Linked DNA regions of Homo sapiens: region 2 is linked to region 1. A link is an interaction called in ENCODE POLR2A ChIA-PET data of the cell type or tissue named here. Cell type or tissue: B cell. All regions are shown on one strand. Links, peaks and the distances in the headings refer to the core of each region. The heading gives the core; the rest is flanking DNA.

The links. ChIA-PET counts read pairs that join two places held together with the same protein. Peaks named below come from ENCODE experiments on the same cell type or tissue, not always from the same donor. Only the 100,000 strongest peaks of a DNase experiment are listed, where the experiment ranks them.
Region 2: POLR2A ChIA-PET joins it to region 1 with 5 read pairs; 2 of 35 experiments call an interaction of 5 or more read pairs at or near these places.

Annotation. Positions count from the first base shown.
Region 1 is chr17:47,102,224-47,107,083 of GRCh38, forward strand. No RefSeq gene overlaps it. Among named protein-coding and RNA genes, the nearest start is that of CDC27, 85 kb to the right of the region's middle. In B cell, for the core only: no CTCF peak of the experiment used is centred there; no DNase peak of the experiment used is centred there.
Region 2 is chr17:47,720,331-47,723,514 of GRCh38, forward strand. No RefSeq gene overlaps it. Among named protein-coding and RNA genes, the nearest start is that of TBX21, 11 kb to the right of the region's middle. In B cell, for the core only: no CTCF peak of the experiment used is centred there; a DNase peak (open chromatin) is centred at 981; H3K27me3 peaks cover 1,474 bases.

The DNA of each region.
Region 1 (4,860 bases), core at 1,377-3,876:
CCCAGGCTGGAGTGGCACGATCTTGGCTCCCTGCAAGCTCTGCCCCCCCAAGGTTCAAGTGATTCTCCTGCCTCAGCCTCCCGAGTAGCTGGGATTACAGGCACCTGCCACTGCGCCAGGCTAACTTTTGTATTTTTAGTAGAGACAGTGTTTCACAATCTTGGCCAGGCTGGTCTTGAACTTTTGATGTCGTGGCCAACCTACCTCAGCCTCCCAAAGTGCTGGGATTACAGGTGTGAGCCACCACGCCCAGCCTACCACCCCTTTCAATGGCAACAACTCGACAACCCAGAAGTTATCAGCCTTTTTCTAGAAACATCTGTATAGTCCGCCCCTTAATTTGCATATAATTAAAGGTCGATGTAAATATGACTGTAGAACTGCCCTGAGCTGCTGCTCTGGTCACACTACCTATAGGGTAGCCCTGCTCTGCAAGGAGCAGTCCCTCTGCTGTTGCTGTAGGTCACCGCTTCAATAAAAGTTGGCATCTAGGCCAGGTGCAGGGGCTCATGCCTATAATCCTAGCACCCTGGGAGGCTGAGGTGGGTGGATCACTTGAGGCCAGGAGTTTGAGAGCAGCCTGGCCAACATGGTGAAACCCCATCTTCTACTAAAAATATAAAAATTTAGCTGTGTGTGGTGGTGCGCCCCTGTACTCCCAGCTACTCACGAGGTTGAGTGGGGTGAATTACTTGAACCTCGGAGATAGATTCTGCAGTGAGCCACTGTACTCCAGCCTGGGTGACAGAGTGAGACCCTGTCTCAAAAAAACAAAAAAAAAGTTGGCCTCTAACATCTTTGGTTTGCCCTTTAATTCTTTCCTGGGTGAAGCCAAGAACCTTCTCAGGCTAAACCCCAGTTTGGGGGCTTCGCGGCCCTGTGTCAACACCAGAAACTTAACCCTTTGGAAACTTTGATCTTGGACTTTCCAGCCTCTAGAACCATGAGAAAATGATCTGTATTATTAGGCTACCCAGTCTATGGTATTTTGTTGTAGCCTGAGGCGACTAAGACATTGAGCCTGTATCACTCAAATTTTGCTACCTGCTTGGCCCTTTGATGGCATTTTAGTTTGTGACTCTTGGCTTAAGTGATCATGAAGCCAAAACTGTTTAGGAAGGGAGCAAAATCAAGACAGATTAAAAAAAAAAAAAAAGGCTGGCACAGTGGATCATGCCTGTAATCCCAGCACTTTGGGAGGCCAAGGTGGGCAGATCACCTGAGGTCAGGAGCTCGAGACCAGCCTGGCCAAGATGGTGAAACCACGTCTCTACTAAAAGTTAAAACTACAAAAATTAGCCAGGCATGGTGGTGGGCGCCTGTAATCCCAGCTATTTGGGAGGGTGAGGCAGGAGAATCACTTGAACCCGGGAGGTGGAGGTTGCAGTAAGCCGAGATCATACCACTGCACTCCAGCCTGGGTGACAGAGCAAGACTCTGTCTCAAGAAATAAAATAATTTAAAATAAAAGAGGTAAGCATGCTGGCTCACACACGTAATACCACACTTTGGGAGAAAGAGGCAGCAGGATTGCTTGAGCCCAGGGGTTTGAGACTAGCGTAGGTAACATGGCAAGATGCCATCTCAATAAAAAAAAATATATATTTTAAAAAGAATAATAGGATCTTGCCTCTGAAGATGAAATAACAGAGGAAATTGGAGTAAGGAAGAAAAGTTGAGAGGGGCTAAGGTTATAGGTCAGAGAGTTGAAGGCTGGGAGCTAGGATTTCAGTCATGGAGCTGGTCCAGGGTCTGGGAAGCTCCTTTCCATGGTCATGGGTGGAGGCCGCTATAGACGAGAAGGTTACTGGAGTTGAAGAGAGTGAGGGAAGATGCAGCATAGATGTTAACGGTAGCTAGGATGATGGAAAGGAAGATACAAACCTAGGTGCTCAAACCATAGATTAACGTGGAGGAATGGATGGAAAGTTGGGAGATGATGGAGTTGAGGTGGACAATGGGGTCTTGTAGCTCAATGACATGGGCCTCAAAAGAAAAAGATTGTATATAAGATTGGAGGAGCACAAATGTGGGAGCAGCATGGGAACTATGAGAACTCCACCCTCCTTTTTTCAGCATTGTATGCACCCAAACCTCCTAATTCGGTGATCCTCTTCCCTAGAAGTAGTGTCCCCTAAGGCAAGGACAACTTTTATTCTTTTTTGTGAATTTTTAACTGCATTGCTAATCACAAAGTCTTTATCTAACAATATGTTCATCATTTCTTTTTTTTTTTTTTTTTTGAGACGGAGTCTCGTTCTGTCACCGAGGCTGGAGTACAGTGGCGTAATCTCGGCTCACTGCAAGCTCCGCCTCCCGGGTTCATGCCATTCTCCTGCCTCAGCCTCCCGAGTAGCTGGGACTACAGGTGCCCACCACCATGCCCGGCTAATTTTTTGTATTTTTAGTAGAGGCGGGGTTTCACTGTGTTAGCCAGGATGGTCTCGATCTCCTGACCTCATGATCTGCCCACCTCTCCCTCCCAAAGTGCTGAGATTACAGGCGTGAGCCACTGCGCCCAGCCGTTCATTTCTTTTGTTGTTTTTTGTTTTGTTTTGTTTTGTTTTTTTGTTTTTTTTGAGATGGAGTTTCACTCTTGTTGCCCAGGCTGGAGTGCAGTGGCGCGATCTCAGCTCACTGCAAGCTCCACCTCCCAGGTTCACACCATTCTCCTGCCTCAGCCTCCCGAGTAGCTGGGACTACAGGCGCCCGCTACCACACCCGGCTAATTTTTTGTATTTTTAGTGCAGACAGGTTTTCACCCTGTTACCCAGGATGGTCTCAATCTCCTGACCTCGTGACCTGCCCACCTTGGCCTCCCAAAGTGCTGGGATTACAGGCGTGAGCCACCGCACCCGGCCAGGGAGAGCTACTTCTAATCAAACACACTAATATTTCTGCAGCAAAGTGTGTGAATGTCCACATTATGTGCAATAAATAAGGATCATTTATAGTGTGATGTCACTTCATGGATCAGATTTTGCCACCAAAATGAGTTATGAAAACCTAGCAGTTTTCAGTTTTCAGTACCCTTCAGATTTCAGGATTAAGGATAAAAGATTGTTCACTCTCCTTAATCTACAAGTGAGATTCTCAAGCTGCGTTTTGCAGAACTACTTAGAGTGCCCCAGCCCAGAAGCACTGAATCAGATTCTTTGGGGTGTGGCCTGGGAATTGGAATTTTTGACAAACAACCCAGCTGATACTGATGAGAAACACTGCCCAGGGTGTAGTGCTATGGCATGGGAAACAGATGGGAACCCCAGCTGGGCTATTTTTATCACATGCCTCTCCCCAAACCTCCCTTTGACATCACTTTGACCCTGCAGTCAAGTTTCACAGAATTTTTCTATGACATTTTGATGGAGATGGGTGTCCAAAGGACAGGAATATACAAAGATCAAAGGGGCAGGGGAGAAAAACAAAGCAGAAAAAGGCAGACAGAATTACTATTCTAAACTCAAGCTACAGTCTGGTCATCAGATTATGTCACATGTATTCATTCACTATCTACTGAGTATGCGTTATCAGTCAGACACTGGTGCAGGTAGTTGGAAAATCACAAAATAATTCTAGACCAAGTAATTTTCCCTTTTGGCAATTCTCATTTCTCTGTACACCACTTGTTGTTTTTGGTTTTGTTTTGTTTTTTGAGGAGTGGGCATCAGCCAATGAAGCACATTGAGTCTTTCCCGGCGGTAGCTCCAACTGCAAAGCTTATACTCACGCCCCTCTTCATCTGGGCGTCTGTTTCTCTAGGCTTCTTTTTGCATGGGTTTGCATATGGAGATCTGGTTATCTCTGCTGAGGTTTCTATGTTGATGTCTCTGTTTGGAGGTCTCTCAGTAGGTAGGTGGGTATCCCTTGTCAAGAAGAAGGACCCACATTTAACATCACAATGTCTTGTGGACCCCCCACACGCTAATTGTCATCTTCTTTATATAGTTCTGGAGGTCAGAAGTCCAAAATCAGTCTCATTGGGCTAAAGTCAAGGTGTCAGTAGAACTGGTCCTTTCTGGAGGTTCTGAGGCCACCTGCATTCCTTGGCTCATGGCTGCTTCCTTGCTTCACTCCCACCTTTTACTTCCTTCATCACATCTTCCACTCCTGACTGTTGATCCCACTGCCTCCCTCTGATAAGGAGCCTCGTTATCACATTGGCCCACCTTATGAACCCAGGATCGCCACTCCTGTTACCGGGAGCTCCCAAGATGGTGGCGGGCTGCTTCCAAGATGGTGGCAAGCCTCGTGTTCTCTGACCTGGGGTTCTTGGCCTCATGGAGTCCGAGGAATGGAATCTTGGGCCATGCGGTGAGTGTTATAGCTCTATCAGAAGCCGTGGGTCACGGAAGAGAATCGTGGAACCCAGTGATTAGTGTTCAGCTCGATTAGGACGAACCCAGCACTTAGCCGTTTAGGAACAATGGCAAGCCTCTAGCCCAATCGGGAGCAGCAATGGGCACCTCACTGGATCAGGAGCACAGTGGACACCCTGCTGGATCCGGAGGAATGGAAGTCAGTGGCGGGTCTGCGATGGCGGCAAACAGCACTGGTGGACGGCAAGCAAAAGCTCAGCTCCAGCCGTAACAAACACGGACCAGAAGATAGTGCAGTTGCAAGATTTAATAGAGTGAAAACAGAGCTCCCATACAAAGGGAGGGGACCCAAAGAGGGTAGCCCTTTTTTTATTTTTAGTAGAGACGGGATTTCGCCACGTTGGCCAGGCTGGTCTTGAACTCATTACCTCAAGTGATCTGTCAGCCTCAGCCTCCCAGATTGCTGGGATTACAGGTGTGAGCCACTGTGCCCAGCCTTCTGACTTTTATAGTAAATACTTTTCTTGCTTGTCTTTGTACTTAT
Region 2 (3,184 bases), core at 1-2,500, 620 kb after region 1:
CAGGCCCCCTCACCACACTGCCCGGCTATCCAGAAGGTCCTGCCCACATCCAGCGCTGCCCTCCTCTCTCTTTGTGACTGCCCGTGGTCTCAGTTTCTCTCTTTCCCTCTCTTTCTTTCTCCCTCTGTCCTGCTCACTTTCTGTTTAGGCTCCCTCATACTCCCCCCACCCCTGACAGCGAGGTGCACGTGAGTTCTTCTGATTGCTGACCTAGACCTTCCTAACCACTCCCCGGCTGGGTTCAATTTCCCCAAGGGGTGAGACCCTCCCCAAACTCTCCCACCTACATCCAGGGTCTAGGGGTGGAGTTTTGATATCTCTTTGAGCCCTCAAACAGATGGGAAGGTTGAGGGTCTGCATGGCACGTCTGTGACCTGCCCCCACCAGGCCGAGGGTCCTCTGCTGGGAGGAGGAGCCAGTTTTCTGAGAGGGAGGTGCCGGTATCCTCAGAGACTCCTGAATTCCCAACCCTTCCCTCCCGAGGTGGGCGGGTCTCCTCACAGGGAGGCGGAGGGAATCCGCTTAATACCCAGGGATCAATGCCAAGCGGGGGAGCGGGACGCCGATCAGACATGTGACTCGGGAGGCATGATGAGCACGTGCAGACCCAGAACGTGTGAAGAACATACGTGTGGAAAAAGTTTGTGTCACTGATAGGCACATCAGAGGCATGACACCTTCCTTCCCTCCTCCACCCGCCCTCTCCCTCGGGGGGCTAGAGGGCCCCCCTACATACCAACCACACACGTGTTTTAAGTGTGTGTGCACACGCACACATGCAGCCGTCTGGAAGAGCATGGCCGGGGAGCTGGGCTGGAGGGGTGGAGGGGGAAGGGAGAGGAAGGCAGGGTCGCCCCACCCCCACCCCGTGCCCGTGCCTACCGAGTGCCGCCTCCCGGTGGCTGGTGAGGTCTCTGCCCCCTTGACTTTTCCCTGCTTCGAGGAAACACCTCCCTTTAGGGGAAAGCGAGATGGTGAGGGGAAGGAGGGGAAGCACTGACTCTCGGCAGAGGCATGAGCCTGATTTTCCAGTCCGGGGAGGGGCGGAGGGAGATGGCACTGGGGACGCCCGGGCGATGGGGCCTGACTCAGAGCCAGAACCACAGGGCTCCTCCGCTGTATTGTCGTCGGGGAACTAGAAGCCACCAGGTTTATAAGAAACTGCAATTCATCTCTGCCCTCTTCCACCCCTCTGCAAGGGATCAAGGTTAGACTAGAAGAAGAACTTATAGCCCGGGGCAAGAAAGGGACTCTGCCTCAGGTGATTTTTTTGGAAGCCTTCCCTGGGTTTCTTCGAGAAGAAGGGCCTGCCCCAAGGGGGTTAGATCGTAAGAAGAGCCTGGGGCCAGGGCGTGGGGCCCCCCATTTCCCTGTTTGTTGTCAAGGAAAGCCCCCTCCTCACTTCCAGCCCGGAACAGGAGCTCCTAAGAGCTGTCGACAGAGCTACTGCTGAGGCTGCGGCAGGGGCATACAGGGATCCCCAGAATCCCAGGCAGTCTGGCTGGCATGGAGGGGATGAGGCAGCTGGTGGCTCCACTTGGCTCTGCTGCCTCACTCTTGGCCACTGGCTCACGTGTCCCAAGGTGAAAAGCAAGAGGGAGGAGAGTGCAGGTTCGATTAGCAGGAGGGCAGAGCAGAAGGTGTGATGAACTTAGGCGTGGGCAGAAAGACGGAAGCACTGCCTGGCAGGGCACATGCCCAGTGGCATTCTCTTCCCATTCTAGGAGCTGCCCAGGCCCCTTCCCTCCTCAGGCAGAAACACCTAACAGCTTGGATGGCTGGCAGTGGGCTCCGTTGCCTGGGGCAGGGAGTTTGGAGAAGTGAGGAAGGCTCCTGCCTCTCACTCCACCTGGAAACCAGGACTCCTGGGTCCTTCCCATCTGGACTCATCTTCCTCCACTGCCACAGTGGCTGCTGTGTGACGAAGCTAGTCCCTGCCCCTTTCGGTCTCTCAGCCCTGCTTCCCCACTCCTACCCCATCAGCAGGATGGGATTTGCTGAGTAACGGGGTCGGGTTCTGCAGGGTCATCAGACAGAAAGGACACCAGGAGAGGTGAGAAGAGGCCTGGGTTGAGGGAAGGGTAATGTCAATTAGGACACCAGGATGACTTCCCAAAACATAGGGGAACACTCACTGGGTGACATAGAGGGCCCTTCCATCTTGCCTTTCTCCAGAGGGAATAAGGAGAAGGACTCAGCCCGGGTTGGGTTGGGTACCTTATAAGGAGAGAGGGTCAGGGGATAAAAATAACTGAGAGCCTGGGAAAATTGTGTCACCTCTCTGAGCACCAGCTTCTCATCTGCAAAATGGGAACGATAGTGTCCTCTTCACACAGGTGTGGGAGGCTCCACTCAGGAAAGTGCACAGTAAGTGTTCATTAGGTCACCAGCCATGTGATCTTGACAAGGTATTTAACTTTTCTTTTTTTTTTTGAGACAGAATCTCTGTCTGTTGCCCAGGCTGGAGAGCAATGGCACGATCTCGGCTCAGTGCAGCCTCTGCCTCCTGGGTTCAAGCAATTATCCTGTCTCAGCCTCTTAGTATCTGGGATTACAGGCATGTGCCATCACGCCCGGCTAATTTTTGTGTTTTTAGTAGAGATGGAGTTTCACCATATTGGCCAGGCTGATCTCGAACTCCTGACCTCCAGTGATACACCCATCTCAGCCTCCCAAAGTGCTGGGATTACAGGCATGAGCCACTGTGCCCAGCTGGTACTTAACTTTTTTTTTTTTGAGATGGAGTCTCGCTCTGTCACCAGGCTGTAGTGCAGTGGCACAATCCCAGATCACTGCAACCTCCAACTCCCTCGTTCAAGCAATTCTCCTGCCTCAGCCTCCTGAGTAGCTGGGACTACAGGCGCGTGCCACCACACCAGGTAATTTTTGTATTTTTAGTAGAGACGGGGTTTCACCATGTTGGCCAGGATGGTCTCAATCTCCTGACCCTGTGATCCTCCCGCCTCGGCCTCCCAAAGTGCTGGGATTACAGACATGAGCCACTGTGCCTGGCTGATACTTAACTTTTTTATATCTCAGTTTCCTTGTCTGTAAAATGGGAACAATGGTTCCCACCCAGTTGCCTTCACACCATTGTGAAGTCTAATGAAATCAAAGGTATATTGACTAGTCTTAACCAAAAAAAAAAAAAAAAAAAAGAAGAGAGAGAGAGAGAAAGAAAGAA